Linked DNA regions of Homo sapiens: region 1 is linked to region 2. Evidence: chromatin contacts called from ENCODE Hi-C or POLR2A ChIA-PET data. All regions are on one chromosome and are shown on one strand. Each heading gives the region's core, a stretch centred on a gene start or an enhancer-like site at or near the end of the contact. The rest is flanking DNA. Distances are from core to core; before and after follow the strand shown.

What was found. Hi-C counts contacts between places; a loop is a spot of excess contacts on that map. ChIA-PET counts read pairs that join two places held with the same protein, here RNA polymerase II (POLR2A). Pooled maps may share reads with other maps.
Region 1: a pooled map shows a loop between it and region 2 (11-fold over the local background). The contact joins two enhancer-like sites. A Hi-C loop is called at or near these places in 1 of 168 maps with a recorded cell type or tissue (mammary epithelial cell) and 10 of 50 pooled maps. POLR2A ChIA-PET finds 5 or more read pairs at or near these places in 8 of 52 experiments (H1, MCF 10A, Panc1 and 4 more).

Annotation. Positions count from the first base shown.
Region 1 is chr9:34,251,378-34,259,007 of GRCh38, forward strand. It overlaps UBAP1 (ubiquitin associated protein 1), which reads left to right. Exons shown (of 7, transcript NM_016525.5): 7 at 15-1,146. The coding sequence ends at 155. It overlaps KIF24 (kinesin family member 24), which reads right to left. Exons shown (of 13, transcript NM_194313.4): 11 at 4,358-6,604; 12 at 3,695-3,788; 13 at 1,003-3,143. The coding sequence ends at 3,003. Among named protein-coding and RNA genes, the nearest start is that of KIF24, 74 kb to the right of the region's middle. RefSeq lists a silencer at 1,771-1,820 and an enhancer at 3,022-4,221. Within about 2 kb of position 2,259, at least 21 of the 41 ENCODE cell types and tissues checked have a DNase peak (open chromatin) inside an H3K27ac peak, as active enhancers do.
Region 2 is chr9:34,134,889-34,141,907 of GRCh38, forward strand. No RefSeq gene overlaps it. Among named protein-coding and RNA genes, the nearest start is that of DCAF12, 12 kb to the left of the region's middle. Within about 2 kb of position 5,008, at least 3 of the 41 ENCODE cell types and tissues checked have a DNase peak (open chromatin) inside an H3K27ac peak, as active enhancers do.

The DNA of each region.
Region 1 (7,630 bases), core at 1,009-3,508, 110 kb after region 2:
CTTCTCTCCCTTAGATGATGGAGTTTCTTCAGTTAATGAGCAAATTTAAGGAGATGGGCTTTGAGCTGAAAGACATTAAGGAAGTTTTGCTATTACACAACAATGACCAGGACAATGCTTTGGAAGACCTCATGGCTCGGGCAGGAGCCAGCTGAGACCAGGCCCTGCCTAGGCCCTGCCGCAGAACCACCATCCCTGGGAGGCCCTGCAGAGCCCACCTGTGGGGAAAGAGAAGGGGCAGCTTCCGGATTTTCTTTTGGGGGTTAGAAGGTCAGGTGTGGAGACTGCTCGCCAGTCTCTGTGAGCCTAGGCCCTGAGCTGGGGAGGTGGGGAAGATTCGGGCATGTGAGTGCCCCCAGAACTGTCCTGGCTCCTTCCGTATTAAACGCATTTGCATTTTGAGAAGTGTCCTTCCCACTTCAGCCCTCCGGAGAGACTACCCTAGTCTTTCTGGGGTGTTTATGTCCTCAGCTGAAGCCTGGCCTAGTTGCTGAGAGGGGCTGGGGAGATGGGGCGGGAGGGCCAGACTCAGTGCTGCTGTGGAGCTAGGTGCTTCCCCCTTCCCCTGAGACTGGTGGACTGAACTCCAGTCAAGTTGAGTTCAAGTGAAAGATTCTTCCAGGGTTTTATTTTTTCCCCTCCTAACAAAGTCTCATAGTGTTAACACTGGTTCTGCAATATCTCTGAGGTGCAAAGAATGCACTTTTCCCTATGGGGCCCAGAGTTTGCCTTTTCTGCCAGGCAGTCACCATGCTTCCCTACCCCAGCCTGTTTCTTTTGGCTTGGTTTGGACCACAGTCCTCTGCTACCCAGGGTTTTAGAGCCCCTGCTCTAGGAAACAGTTTAAGAAATCATTGGCCCCTTCCCAGCACATTGAATGGGTAAGCAGACAGGCCATGATTTAGTTGGCCAGCACTAACTCCACCTCTGTTCTCCTTGAACAGCTTCCCCTCCAGCCCACTGCTTTAGGATGACACAATGAATAACACCTAGTCATAGAAATCAGTCTCTCTGGTTTGTTTTGTATTATGTTGTACATCATTAAAGATCTAAATACAAAGGATATACAGTCTTGAATCTAAAATAATTTGCTAACTAACTATTTTGATTCTTCAGAGAGAACTACTAATAAAAATCTAAAAGGTATGTCTTGGTGTGATAACTTCTTTATTACCAAGGCTGTTTTATGGGAGTGGGGGGGCCATGTGGTGTATAAAGAGATTTCTTGCTTAGATTTGCTGGGGATAGAATAGGACCTAACCGTTTTCTATTTCGGAGCTTTCTTCCCACTTCAGACCTGTCCTCGTTTTTGGTTTGCAAAGGCAAGCCTAGACTGAGTCTTTTAAACCTGGCCCAGCTCCGTCTGTGGACCAAGGACGTAGGCCTTCCTGACTGTGGAGTTGGGATAGGCTGGGCCTTCAGGGGGATCACCCAGTAAAAGAGGAAGAAGCCCTTTTACTGTGAGCAGCAGGCATTTATGCATCATTTGCCACAAGCAGAGGATGGGATTTAAACTGTTTCACCAGCTCTCAGTGGTGCTGTTGTATATGATGATAGAATAGGGTTCATTCCTAAAGTAAGTAAGTTTTTGTCCTTGACCTTAATACTGTGCCATTGTCCCACTTGAGCTTTTGGCTAGACTGGGTCTTTGAAGGTTTTTAGTGATCATGTGAGGGAGGGGCCGCAGTGCCCTGCAGCCGGGAAGCACCAATAAGGATGCCCCCTGGCGGTCAGATGAGGCACTGTCAGGCTGACAAAGGGTGACTGGACCAGGCTGCTAGTGTCTCAAGAGAGCCATTTAACCCTCTTCTTGGCCTTTTAATTAAGCCCTCCTTTTAAAACCGTAAAAAGTTATCCTTTATCTGAAGGAAATAAAGGCTCACATAGTAATGGGCGTTCGGGCCAAGGCCGTGACTCATGAATCTCCATTTGACCCAGAGTGGCTTTAAAGTAATTGGCACCTGGAGGCTACTTTGTCTTCCCTGTCCTGAGCTGCTTCCTGCTAAAAAGATACACAGCAGGCAGAACTTGGCTGAAGGTTTGTGTGTGAATTCTGTTTCAGAGGCCTCAGACTGTTGAACAGAGCACTCTGTTCAACTGCCAAGGTTCCCAACACAGACCCCTGAGAGGCAGGGTGGCTGGGCAGGGTGAACTGGATGAAGGCCAGGCTAGGAGATGGACTATTCCATGAGGGGGCTGGGTAGTGAGGTGTCCCAGATAGGAGCCAGGAGCTGCCATGGAAGCATGAGAGTATCGGGCATTGTACAGAGGCCTTTCACCCGAGCAAAAGTCAGGAGAAAAATTGATGTGTGACACAGGCACCCTCTTCTGCCTCAACACTGGATTGCAGGAAGGGAAGGGAGCTGTAAATATAAGGCCTGTCTCACATCTGCTGCTGTCAGTGACACATCAAGTCAAGGTTTATGCTATTTACATTTTCAAAAACGCCTCTAAATCCCCAAATCAATCTCCAAGGGCTGATGGGGCAGAGCTCACCCCACCCCTGTCCCCCTAGCACCAATGGTTAAGTTTGGGCCAGTGTTTAGTCTTCTAAGTTAGGCACAGAATTCAGCTGGTGAAGCCTCTGGTCTCAGCATGTTGTCTTCTCTGTCTTGTGACCTCTGACCTCTAGGCTACCACTGACCACCCCATCCTCTGATCCCCAAACTTAGAAACTTCAGGGTTATTAGACCCAAATATATTCCCACAGGCAAGGGGTTAGTTAATCATATTCTCTAGGCACAAGGGAAAGGCATTAGGTTCTTCGGCCTGGCCCACCCTTGGAGGCACTCCTGTGCATGGAACTGAGGGACAGGGGCCTGTCCCTGAGGGAGAAGCTGGGACCTATCTGAAGCCACGTGGGGCTGGGGTGACGCTAGCATAGGCAGGACCAGCGTGTGGGTTCTGGTGTGTGCAGGGAGGACCTGGCAGAGGCTCCTCCAGCCTGAGAGCCCAGCACAGACTCCTGCAGGGCCCCCACCATCTCGGCACAGGGTCTGGCTCTAAGACGGCACTGTTCCCTCAGGGGCTGCGGTGGGCCCGTGGCAGGTGAGATAGAGCTGCAGCTGGCTCCTCAGACTCTGGATACACTTGGATTTCAGAACCATGATTTCATCCAGCTGGGTCACAAAATCTTCAAAATCCTGAGAAGGAAACAAGGGACGAATACAGCTTTTGCTCTTGCTGGCGCTCTGCCAGATCTGCTTTTTCAGTCCCTCCTCTGGCAGGAAAGTTTCAGAACCCAGGCCACTCTTCCAGCGGGAGAACATGTAGGATAGTTGCTATGGCACAGGGTGGGGCCTGCTGCTCTGCATTCGAGACACTTTCCAAGCAGAGGAGTATTTTGTAAGGCAGAAGGGTATTTGGTAGAAATACCTACGTGTGGTAGGCAGCAGACTGGTCACTGTTAGTCACAGGGAGGGGCCCCGACAAACCGCTAGGAAGGCAGAGCAGCTGAGGATAGAGGCTGGAAACATTTTAGCCTGGAAAAGGCGAGTGTTGCACCATCTCCCACCTGTACCTATACTCAAGATGTCTCAAAGGCGTGGCAAGAGGAGGTGTGAGGCCTCAGTTATGGTTAGTGTGTGCCAGGAGACCCTTTCCCCACACACAGCCACAGCAAACAAGGATGACCATCAAATTAGCTGCAGGCTAATTCCCAACAGCCTGTGAGTGTCCAGCCAGGGCTACTTACATTAGAAGCCAGCTGGCTCATCAGCGTCTCCTCCTTGAAGCCGAGCTCAGCCATTTCATCCAGCTGTTCCTGGTGTGCTCGGATGACCACCTGCCTGGGAACACCAGAGAGAACACTGTGATCTTCCTGGCCTCCCAGCCTCTCCTGGGTAGCTTTCTGGAGGTGATCTCATTTGTAAGCTGAGAGCTGCCTCTGCCGAAAATGGTCAAGGTTTTCACCAAGGCCAGCTTACCAACCAGCTCCCCCTCACCTGCTCTTTCTCAGGATTAGGTAAGGAATTACGGAGTACCAACGAGATACAGGGAGGGAGACAGGGGCTTCCCAAGTTGTCTCCTGCCTCCCCAGCTGTACTGAGGGGGCAGGGCTGGGTGCTGCTGCTCTTCCACAGGAGCTGCCCATTTCCCACAGCTTCCCTGCAGAAAGGCTCTCAAGGCTGTGACTGCAACTGGCATACTTGGCACAAGATGGAGCCTATTGCCTGGTCTGCTATCATTTCTACTTCCTGTGGAGGGCCCGGGACCAAAGCAGAGGGTTGGAGCTAGAAGCAGACTAGCTCACCTGCGTACCCCTGCATGGCTTCTCTTTGTCCATGACAAAACAGTAAGCTGGAGTGGAGGGTGGGTGCCAAAGGGGCTCAAGTCTTAGGGAAAGTGTCCAACTTACTGCGCTTGCTCCAGGGTGGGCTGACGGAGTGTCCCTGCAGTCTTGGGAGAGCAGCTGGGAACCAAGGGAGAACTTGGCCTTGCTAAGCACCTTGAGATCGGCCTGGGTTTGAGCCATGTGACATTTTCACTGTTGCAGGGCAACTTGATGGGGTCTGTGGACAAACCAAACTCCTGCCAACCAAGCCTTGTAGGATGTTTTCTCTCCTGGGCCCAGAGCTGGTCAGCCACATCACTACTTCCTGTTCGTGGGGTGAGTGTAGGTCCAGAATGGGGTACCCCCATATGTATGGTGGTGAAGGGCTTTCCTGGGAAACCCCAGGAGCCATCCAGCCCCGTCTCCTCTGCATCAGCATCATACTGCTCACTACCCATGTGTTCGTGGGAGAAAAGTACAGTCTCTCTGCTCTGGCAGGCCTCTCCTAGGTCTGCCTCCCTGCTGGGCAGCTTGTCAGCTGGGTGCTGACGGATGGGTGATGGGGACAGAGCTGGAAGATCACCACCAGGCTTATTATCAGGGGGAGATGAGGACAGCCACAGGTGCCTAGTTGCTGAAGACACTGGCAAGGCTGCCTCTTGATCACCAGATGGCACTGTGTGGCTCACAACTGGGCCCCCTGTGCTCTCTGCCACTAGACTGTGCGTAGCCCCATCCTGGACCAGCTGCTCCGAGGGAGGAGACCCTTCGTTGTCTGGGTTCTCCAGGAGGGACATGGTGAGGGGAGACATGAGTCCAGAAGCATATTCAGCATGCGTGCCTAACTGCCCCCTAGGATCCTCTCCTGGGACAGCATGACCGTTTTTCACAGTGCTGGTCACCTGGATTGGGCCGTCTGCACTGACTTCTCTCAGAGGTGTGGTGACTGTGTCTCTTTGGTCTGGGGATCCAGGAACTGCAACGTGGGACAATGAGATAGTGAAACCATCTTCCTCTGGGGATGGCAAGTTGCCCTCATTCTCCCCAGAAACCTCACTTTGGGAGGCATCCTTTCTGAGATCAAAGGAAGAGCCTCCACCTCTTTCCTGTCTATATATGAAATCTACCTGTGAACAGTATGGCTTCTCTGCCAGGCTGTCTCTGGGAGAAGGCCCTGAGGAAGTAGAGTTCTCTCTGCTCCAGTCCACGGGCCCCTTACTTGGGCTGCAGCTGTGATCGAGTGCTGCTCTTCTGTGGTTTATGGGGTCCCTGGAGTCCACCCAGCTTTTAGTTAGATCTTTCTTGTCACCTGTCCTGGGGCTAGAAAACAGACTCTGCTGTCTTTCTGCCACCTGCTTCTCAGGACCCTGTCCCCACGTCTGGTGCAGGAAGAATGAGTCTTCGCTATTCTCCAGGGTGTTCCTTTGCTTTGTGGCCCTCTGACTAGAGATGTGTGAAAAAGAATCTTCACTGAAATCACTGTCATCAAGTTCCTCTACTTGGGCTCCATCATGGTTTTCAGAGTAAGAGTGGAACAGAGGCGGAGTCTCATTCGTGAGCTGACCCTCTGGGGGCCTGTACTGGCGTAAAGACCTTTTCAGTGGTTGGTATTTTAACTTCTGTTGGAGGAGAGGTGGCTGTTGGAACTGCTGGTGATAGAAACGCAGATGTTCCTCCCTCTCCTTCTGATGTGGCGGGATGTTTGTCCAAGCTTCAGAGGCAGGCCTAGCAGGCGTGCCCCTCTGGCTGTCTTGACTGTACTCAGCCCTGTGGTGGGCGTTGCCAAAGGAGAGCTCAACTCGAGACACAAGCTGCTTCTGTACTGGCTGCACTGTCTGCACTTTCTTGCACTTGGTGGACAGCTTACCACGCACTAGGCCTTCTCCTGGGCCTGAGGCCCTGCTTTCCCACCCAAGGACAGTTTTGTTGCCCATTCGATTTTTCTCAGAGCACAATGGTGCTGACTCTTCTGGCTTTTTTTTGGCCACATGTCCAGAGCGCACAGTTCCTTTCACAGGGCTAGCATGAATGACCCACTCTTGTGAAGGACTCCCTCTGGAGCCACCCCTTTTACCAGAGACCTTAGGTGCAGAAGTAAAAGGAATGTTGGGTGGGTGGCTGGTCAGAGGATGGACCTTCCCTCTCGTGGAACCAGGGGCTGCCACTGTGAGTGACTGCTGAAATCCCAGCTTGACTTTTTTGGGAGAACATTTGTCCTCTGACAAAGCCCCAGGGGAGCTCTGAATTCGTTTTGGAGAGGAGTTTCCAGATGTCCGATTTCGACTGGTAACTGAAGTGCAACACTTAATGCCTTTCTTTAGTTCTTTGACCCTGTAAATAATCATTTTATGTTAAATGTGTATTTTCACATGTTCTGCAATTCCTTTTCTATAGCTTTCTGGGAAAACAAAAACCAAAGAAAAGTATTACAAGGATTGGGAGTTATTTCTTTATCTGGGATAGAATAAGAGGAAAAGGGAACATTCTGTTTCAGCATGAGATATCCCTCTGTACCTGAATGAAAAAGAGCAGTGTTGGCTGGTTGTAGTGGCTCACATCTGTAATCTCAGCACTTTGGGAGGTTGAGGCAGGAGGACTGTTTGAGCCCAGGAATTCAAGACCAACCTGGGCAACAGAGCAAGACCTCATCTCTACTAGAAATAAAAAAATTAGCCAGACATGGTGATGCGTGTCTGTAGGCCCAGCTACTTGGGAGGCTGAGGCGGGGAATATTGCTTGAGCCCTGGAGTTCAAGGCTGCAGTGAGCCATGATCACACTATTACACTCCAGCCTGGGTGACAGGGTGAGACTCTGTCTTTAAAAAACAAACGAGAAAGAACAGTGTCTTCTCTGAGGATGTAAGCATGCACCCAACATTCCATGATCAGAAGAAGCCTTTTGGAAATCACCACAGCCCCATGTAAGGGACAGGCCAGAGACGCCAGTCTCAGAAGTGCACTGTGTTTATGCAGGGCCCACACTGCTTCCTGGAGAGAGGCCAACTCAGGAGTTCGTGTCCACCACTTACCTGCAATTCCACAGAGTCCTCTTTTTCTGCAAACCACCCCCTTTCAGGCTTCTCTAGGAAGATGAGTTCCCTCAAACCTGCTGGGACCTCAGGAAGCAAAACCTCCAGAAATACACAGGCTTGTGCTCATTCCATGAAAGGAAAAATGACTTGTCTATTCCCAGGGTTTCTCAACCTTAGCACTATTGACATTTTGTACCAGATAATTATTTCTTGAAGGATGTTTAGCAGCATCCTTGGCCTCTGCTCACTAGATGCCAGTAGCACTTCTTCCCAGTCATGGCAATCAAAAACATCTTACCTACTAGGAGAGCACATGTGACCACAG
Region 2 (7,019 bases), core at 3,758-6,257:
TCTCAGCTCACTGCAACCTTTGCCTCTTGGGCTCAAGCCATCCTCCCACCTCAGCTTCCTAAGTAGCTGGGACTACAGGTGCAGGCCACCATGCCCGCCTAATTTTTGTATTTTTTGTAGAGATGGGGTTTCACCATGTTACACAGGCTGGTCTTGAACTCCTGAGCTAAAGTGCTTTACATGCTTCGGCCTCCCTAAGTGCTGGGATTACAGGCGTGAGTCACCATGCTAGGCCCATAATTTTCAGCACTACCACATTAAATATCTGGGTCCAGTTGAAGTCTCAAGTGGTATTTATTTTAGCATTTCCCTTGTACTCTCATGTTTTTTCTTTATTCAGAACCTGAAATGTTTTATCCAGAACATCTACTACTTTGACAGCAGAAATTCTATTTCTATATGTTATGCATAATTTGGCATACGTTGGTAGAATTTGTGTTAAGTACAGTACAGACAATTTCTGTTTCATTTATTTTTTTAGAGACAGGGTCTCACTATGTTGTCCAGGCTGGACTCACAACTCAAGGGATCCTTCTGCCTCAGCCTCCAGAGTACTTGGGACTACAGGTGCGAGCCATCATTCTCAGTACAGACAATTTCCAATCATTCATTAATTGATCATAGAGTTTGTAAAGTTTCAAGAGTCCTTGTTTTCTGTTGCTCCTGCCTGTTAAACAGTCTTACTTTTATCTGTAACCTTAATAAAATAAGAAAATAAAGGAAGAGACAAAACTTTTCTACTTAATAAGATCAAGTAATTTATTTATTTATTTATTTATTTATTTTTTGAGATGGAGTCTCACTCTTGTCACCCAGCTGGAGTGCAATGGTGTGATCTCAGCTCACTGCAACCTCCACCTCTCAGCTTCAAGCGATTCTCCTGCCTCAGCCTCCCAAGTAGCTGGGATTACAGGCGTCCACCACCAAGCCCAGCTAGTTTTTGTATTTTTGGTAGAGACGGAGTTTCACCATGTTGGCCAGGCTGGTCTCGAACTCCTGACCTCAAGCGATCCACCCATCTCAGCCTCCCAAAGTGCTGGGATTACAGGTGTGAGCCACTGCGCCTGGCCAAGAAATTTATTTTTAAAAAATTGGCTGGACAAGGTGGCTGTAAATCCAGCACTTTGGGAGACTGAGGCAGGTGGATCACTTGAGGTCATGAGTTTGAGACCAGCCTGGCCAACATGGTGAAACTCCGTCTCTACTAAAAATACAAAAACTAGCTGGGTGTGGTGGAGGTGCCTATAATCCCAGCTACTAGGGAGGCTGAGGCAGGATAATCGCTTGAACCCAGGAGGTAGAGGTTGCAGTGAGCCGAGATCATGCCACTGCACTCCAGCCTGGGCAACAGAGCGAGACTCCATCTCAAATAAAATAAAGTAAAACAAAAATAAAAAATAAGAGAGAAATAGCTAATTGGAAGAAAAACAATGTACCTCATCCTACTCATGCTATCTTCCTACCGCCTTCATACATTTCTGAAATGACTAATGTGGGTATATATAAATATAAAAATTGTACACAAATATTACCTACCAATTTTGTTGAGGAGTCTTCCATCAGTCATATTTTTTGAGTCAAATACAACACAATCTTGGCATAAAAACAAACACATAGGTATCAACTAATGATAGGAAAATAAAATGGCTTGCAAAATGGAACAAATATTTTAAAAAAATTATTAGATAATTAGGCAACGTTTTTCCTCTGATCACAAATGTCCAGAAATGTCTTTAAAGACCATTACCGGCTGGTGGTGGCTCATGCCTGTAATCCCAGCACTTTGGGAGGCCGAGGCAGGCAGATCACTTGAGGCTGGGAGTTTACAGCCAGCCCAGGCAACATGGTGAAACCCTGTTACTACAAAAAAATACAAAAATTAGCCAGGTGTGGAGGCTGAAGTGAAGTTACAAAGGTTACACGCTGCCCTCTCCCTCCCCCTCCCCCTCTCCCCACGGTCTCCCTCTCCCTCTCTTTCCACGGTCTCCCTCTGATGCCGAGCCGAGGCTGGACTGTGCTGCTGCTATCTCCGCTCACTGCAGCCTCCCTGCCTGATTCTCCTGCCTCGGCTTGCCGAGTGCCTGCGATTGCAGGCACGCGCCGCCACGCCTGACTGGTTTTCGTATTTTTTTGGTGGAGACGGGGTTTCGCTGTGTTGGCCGGGCTGGTCTCCAGCTCCTGACCGCGAGTGATCCGCCAGCCTCGGCCTCCCGAGGTGCCGGGATTGCAGACGGAGTCTGGTTCACTCAGTGCTCAATGTTGCCCAGGCTGGAGTGCAGTGGCGTGATCTCAGCTCGCTACAGCCTCCACCTCCCAGCCGCCTGCCTTGGCCTCCCAAAGTGCCGAGATTGCAGCCTCTGCCCTGCCGCCACCCCGTCTGGGAAGTGAGGAGCGTCTCTGCCTGGCCGCCCATCATCTGGGACGTGAGGAGCCCCTCTGCCTGGCTGCCCAGTCTGGAAAGTGAGGAGCGTCTCTGCCCGGCCGCCATCCCATCTAGGAAGTGAGGAGCACCTCTTCCCGGCCACCATCCCATCTAGGAAGTGAGGAGCGCCTCTTCCCGGCCGCCATCCCATCTAGGAAGTGAGGAGCGTCTCTGCCAGGCCGCCCATCGTCTGAGATGTGGGGAGCGCCTCTGCCCCGCCGCCCCGTCTGGGAGGTGAGGAGCATCTCTGCCCGGCCGCCCCGTCTGAGAAGTGAGGAGCCCCTCCGCCCGGAAGCCGCGCCCTCTGAGAAGTGAGGAGCGTCACCGCCCGGCAGCCACCCCGTCCAGGAAGGAGGTGGGGGTCACCCACCGCCAGGCCAGCCGCCCCGTCCAGGAGGGAGGTGGGGGGGTCAGCCCCCCGCCCGGCCAGCCGCCCCGTCCGGGAGGTGAGGGGCGCCTCTGCCCGGCCGCCCCTACTGGGAAGTGAGGAGCCCCTCTGCCCGGCCAGCCGCCCGGTCCGGGAGGGAGGTGGGGGGGTCAGCCCCCGTCCGGCCGGCCGCCCCGTCCGGGAGGGAGGTGGGGGGGTCAGCCCCCCCGCCCGGCCGGCCGCCCCGTCCGGGAGGGAGGTGGGGGGGTCAGCCCTCTACCCAGCCAGCCGCCCCGTCCGGGAGGGAGGTCGGGGGGGTCAGCCCCCTGCCCGGCCAGCCGCCCCTTCCGGGAGGTGAGGGGCGCCTCTGCCCGGCTGCCCCTACTGGGAAGTGAGGAGCCCCTCTGCCCGGCTAGCCGCCCGGTCCGGGAGGGAGGTGGGGGGGTCAGCCCCTCGCCCGGCCAGCCGCCCCGTCCGGGAGGTGGGGGGCGCCTCTGCCCGGCCGCCCCTACTGGGAGGTGAGGAGCCCCTCTGCCCGGCCACCTCCCCGTCTGGGAGGTGTGCCCGGCAGCTCATTGAGAACGGGCCATGATGACAATGGCGGTTTTGTGGAGTAGAAAGTGGGGAGAGGTGGGGAAAAGAGTGAGAAATCGGATGGTTGCCGTGTTTGTGTAGTAGGAGGTAGACATGGGAGACTTTTCATTTTGTTCTGTACTAAGAAAAATTCTTCTGCCTTGGGATCCTGTTGATCTGTGACCTTACCCCCAACCCTGTGCTCTCTGAAACATGTGCTGTGTCCACTCAGGGTTAAATGGATTAAGGGCGGTGCAAGATGTGCTTTGTTAAACAGATGCTTGAAGGCAGCATGCTCGTTAAGAGTCATCACCATTCCCTAATCTCAAGTACCCAGGGACACAAACACTGCGGAAGGCCGCAGGGTCCTCTGCCTAGGAAAACCAGAGACCTTTGTTCACTTGTTTATCTGCTGACCTTCCCTCCACTATTGTCCTGTGACCCTGCCAAATCCCCCTCTGTGAGAAACACCCAAGAATGATCAATAAAAAATAAATAAATTAAAAAAAAAAAAAAAAGGTTACACGCTAAAAAAAAAAAAAAAATTAGCCAGGTGTGGTGGTGTGCACTTGTAGTCCCAGCTATTGGGGGTGGGGCTGAGGTTAGAGGTTTTTTAGAGCCCAGGATGTGCAGTTTGCAGTGAGACCTGTCTCAAAACAACAATCAAAAACCATTTCCAAGAAATAAATGCAATAAATATTGTGATGTTCCCTCTCTGTGTGTGTATTCTTACCACCTACTTGTGTGCTTATTTATTGAAATAAAATTGCAGACATAAATTTTTCCCTGTTGGTTTTTTGTTTGTTTGTTTGTTTGCTTTCTGAGACAGAGTCTTGCTCTGTTGTCCAGGCTGGAGTGCAATGGCACGATCTCGGCTCACTGCAACCTCCGCCTCCCGGGCTCAAGCAATTCTCCTGCCTCATCCTCCCAAGTAGTTGGGATTACAGGTGCCCATCACCCTGCCTGGCTATTCTTTTGTGTTTTTAGTAGAGATGGGATTTCACCATGTTGGCCAGGCTGGTTTTGAACTCCTGACCTCAAAGATCCGCCTGCCTCAGCCTCCCAAAGTGCTGGGATTACAGGTGTGAGCCACTGCGCCTGGCCCCTATTGTTTAAATATAGTAATTTTATGAGAACTTACCTATTTTATTTTTGTATCTATTAAAAACATCATTTTTGGCTGGGCATGGTGGTTCACACCTGTAATCATAGCACTTTGGGAGGTAGAGATGGGTGGATCACTTGAGGCCAGGAGTTCGAGACTAGTCTGAGCAACATGATGAAACCCTGTTTATACAAAAAAATACGAAAATTAGCTGGGCATGGTGGCGTGCATCTGTAGTCCCAGCTACTTGGGAGGCTGAGGTGGAGAATCACCTAAGCCTGGGGAGGTGGAGGTTGCAGTGAGCTACAATTGCACCACTGCACTCCAGCCTGCGCAACAGAGTGAGACCCACTCTCCAAAAAAAAAAAAAAATTTTTTTCAAAGTAAAAAAAGTAATCTAATAGAGGAAAATGCTCCAGTCAGAGTGGCTTGGAATCTGTTTTAGTTCATAAAACTAGGGGCTGAGGTGAGAAAAAGAGGCTGAAACAAGCTGCTGCCCTCTGCTGCCTGGGACAGCAGCTTTTGTAACTCTCATACCCAGGAACCAGGCCAACATAGACATGGCCACAAAACCAGGATCTGTGCCAAACATACAGGGCCATGACTGAATTCACAAAAACCCTAGATAAGGATGGTGAGAGCAGTGAGAAAGAAGGTTATAGCAAAACAAAACAGAACGAAATTGCAAAACTTCCCACTCTAAGATGAACCTGCAAATAAATTTCCTCAACTTATTAAAATTAATTGTAGACAGGACAAATTCCCCAACACCAACACCAAAAAAAAAAAAAAAAAAAAAACCAACCAAAAAAACAAACAAAGTAAAATCCTCCATAATTAGGAGGGTAATTCACTATAGATAAATGCAAAGAAAAGAACAATCTTTAAAAGACCTTTTTCACAGATACTCTCAATCTAAGAAAAAAACAACAGAAATAAAAGGCTTCAACACAAGTATGCCTTGGATCCTCAAAGGGATAAAGGAAGAATAACAAATTGAATAAACGTAAAAAGAGATCTCGCGCATTGGCTCATGCCTATAATCCCAGCACTGTGGGAGGCCAAGACAGGAGGATCATTTGAGGCCAGGGGTTTGAGAACAGCCTGGGAGATATAGTGAGACCCTGTCTCTAAATAAATAAAGAAAGAAAGAACACATATTCTTTGATTCATCTCCCTCTGGGAAGTACAGCTCAATTTCTCTCTTATTCAGTATTGCCTGGACTCAGTGACTCACTTCTAATGCATAGAATTTGGAAAGGGAAAAATAGCAACTGCACAATGGAGATACCACCTTAACCAAGTGATCAAGTTAACCTAAATAATAATGTCAGACTGATATCTTATAACCCCTTATATGATGTGATGAGAAGGGCACTTTACCTCTGTAGCATTCTTCCCCAAAATCTATAACCCTAGCTTAACAGAAAACATCAGATAAAAACCTAAATTGAGGAACATTAGACAAAATAACCTGCCCAGTACTCTTTAAAAATGCCAAGGTCATGAGACAATGAAAGACTGAGTACAGTCACGGATTTGAGACTTGACAACTAGATTCAACATGGTGTCTTGGATTGGATTCTGAACAGAAAAAAAGAAAAAAGAAAAATTAAGGAAATCTGAATAAAGTTAATAGTATTATATCAAGTTTAGTTTCTTACTTTTGATAAATGTCTCAGTTATGCAAGACATTACGTAACTGTTAACATTAGGGAAAGCTGGGTGGAGGATAAACAAGAATTTGCTATGCTATCTCTGAAGCTCTTCTGTAAATCTAAAATTATTTCAAAATGAAAACTTTAAAAATTAAAAATAAATGAATCAATTAGAAATCCTGAAAATAATTTCCTAAATGAAAAAAGTAAGTTATTGGTAATAAACCCTCAATAAACTAGATATACATTATCTTAGATGGACATAGACAAACAGAGTGTTAGTGAATTAGAAGATGGTTCTAAGGAAGTGGCTTAGAGAACAGCATACAAATTGACCAGGCACAGTGTTTCACGCTTGTAATCCTAGCACTTTGAGAGGCCGAGGTGGGCGAATCACCTGAGGTCAGGAGTTCGAGATCAGCCTGGACAACATGGTGAAACCCCATCTCTACTAAAAAATACAAAAATTAGCCAGACACAGTGGCGCATGCCTGTAATCCCAGCTACTCAGGAGGCTAAGGCTGGAGAATAGCTTGAACTGGGGAGGCGGATGCTGCAATGAGCCGAGATTGCACCACCGCACTCCAGGCCAGGCAACCGAGCGAGACTCCATCTCAAAAAAACCGAAAAACAAAAATTAGCTTGGTGTGGTGGCAGGTGCCTGTAATCCTAGCTGCTCAGGAGGCTGAGGCAGGAGAATCACTTGAATCTGGGAGGTGGAGGTTGCAGTGACCCGAGATCACACCATTACGCTCCAGCCTGGGTGACAGAGGAGACTCCACCTCAAAGAAAAAAAAAAGAGAGAACAACATAAAAAGATAGAAATTGAGTATAATAAAAAGGCATGGAGGTTAGAAGTGGCATTATTGAAAATGGCAGAGTAGGGGATCCATT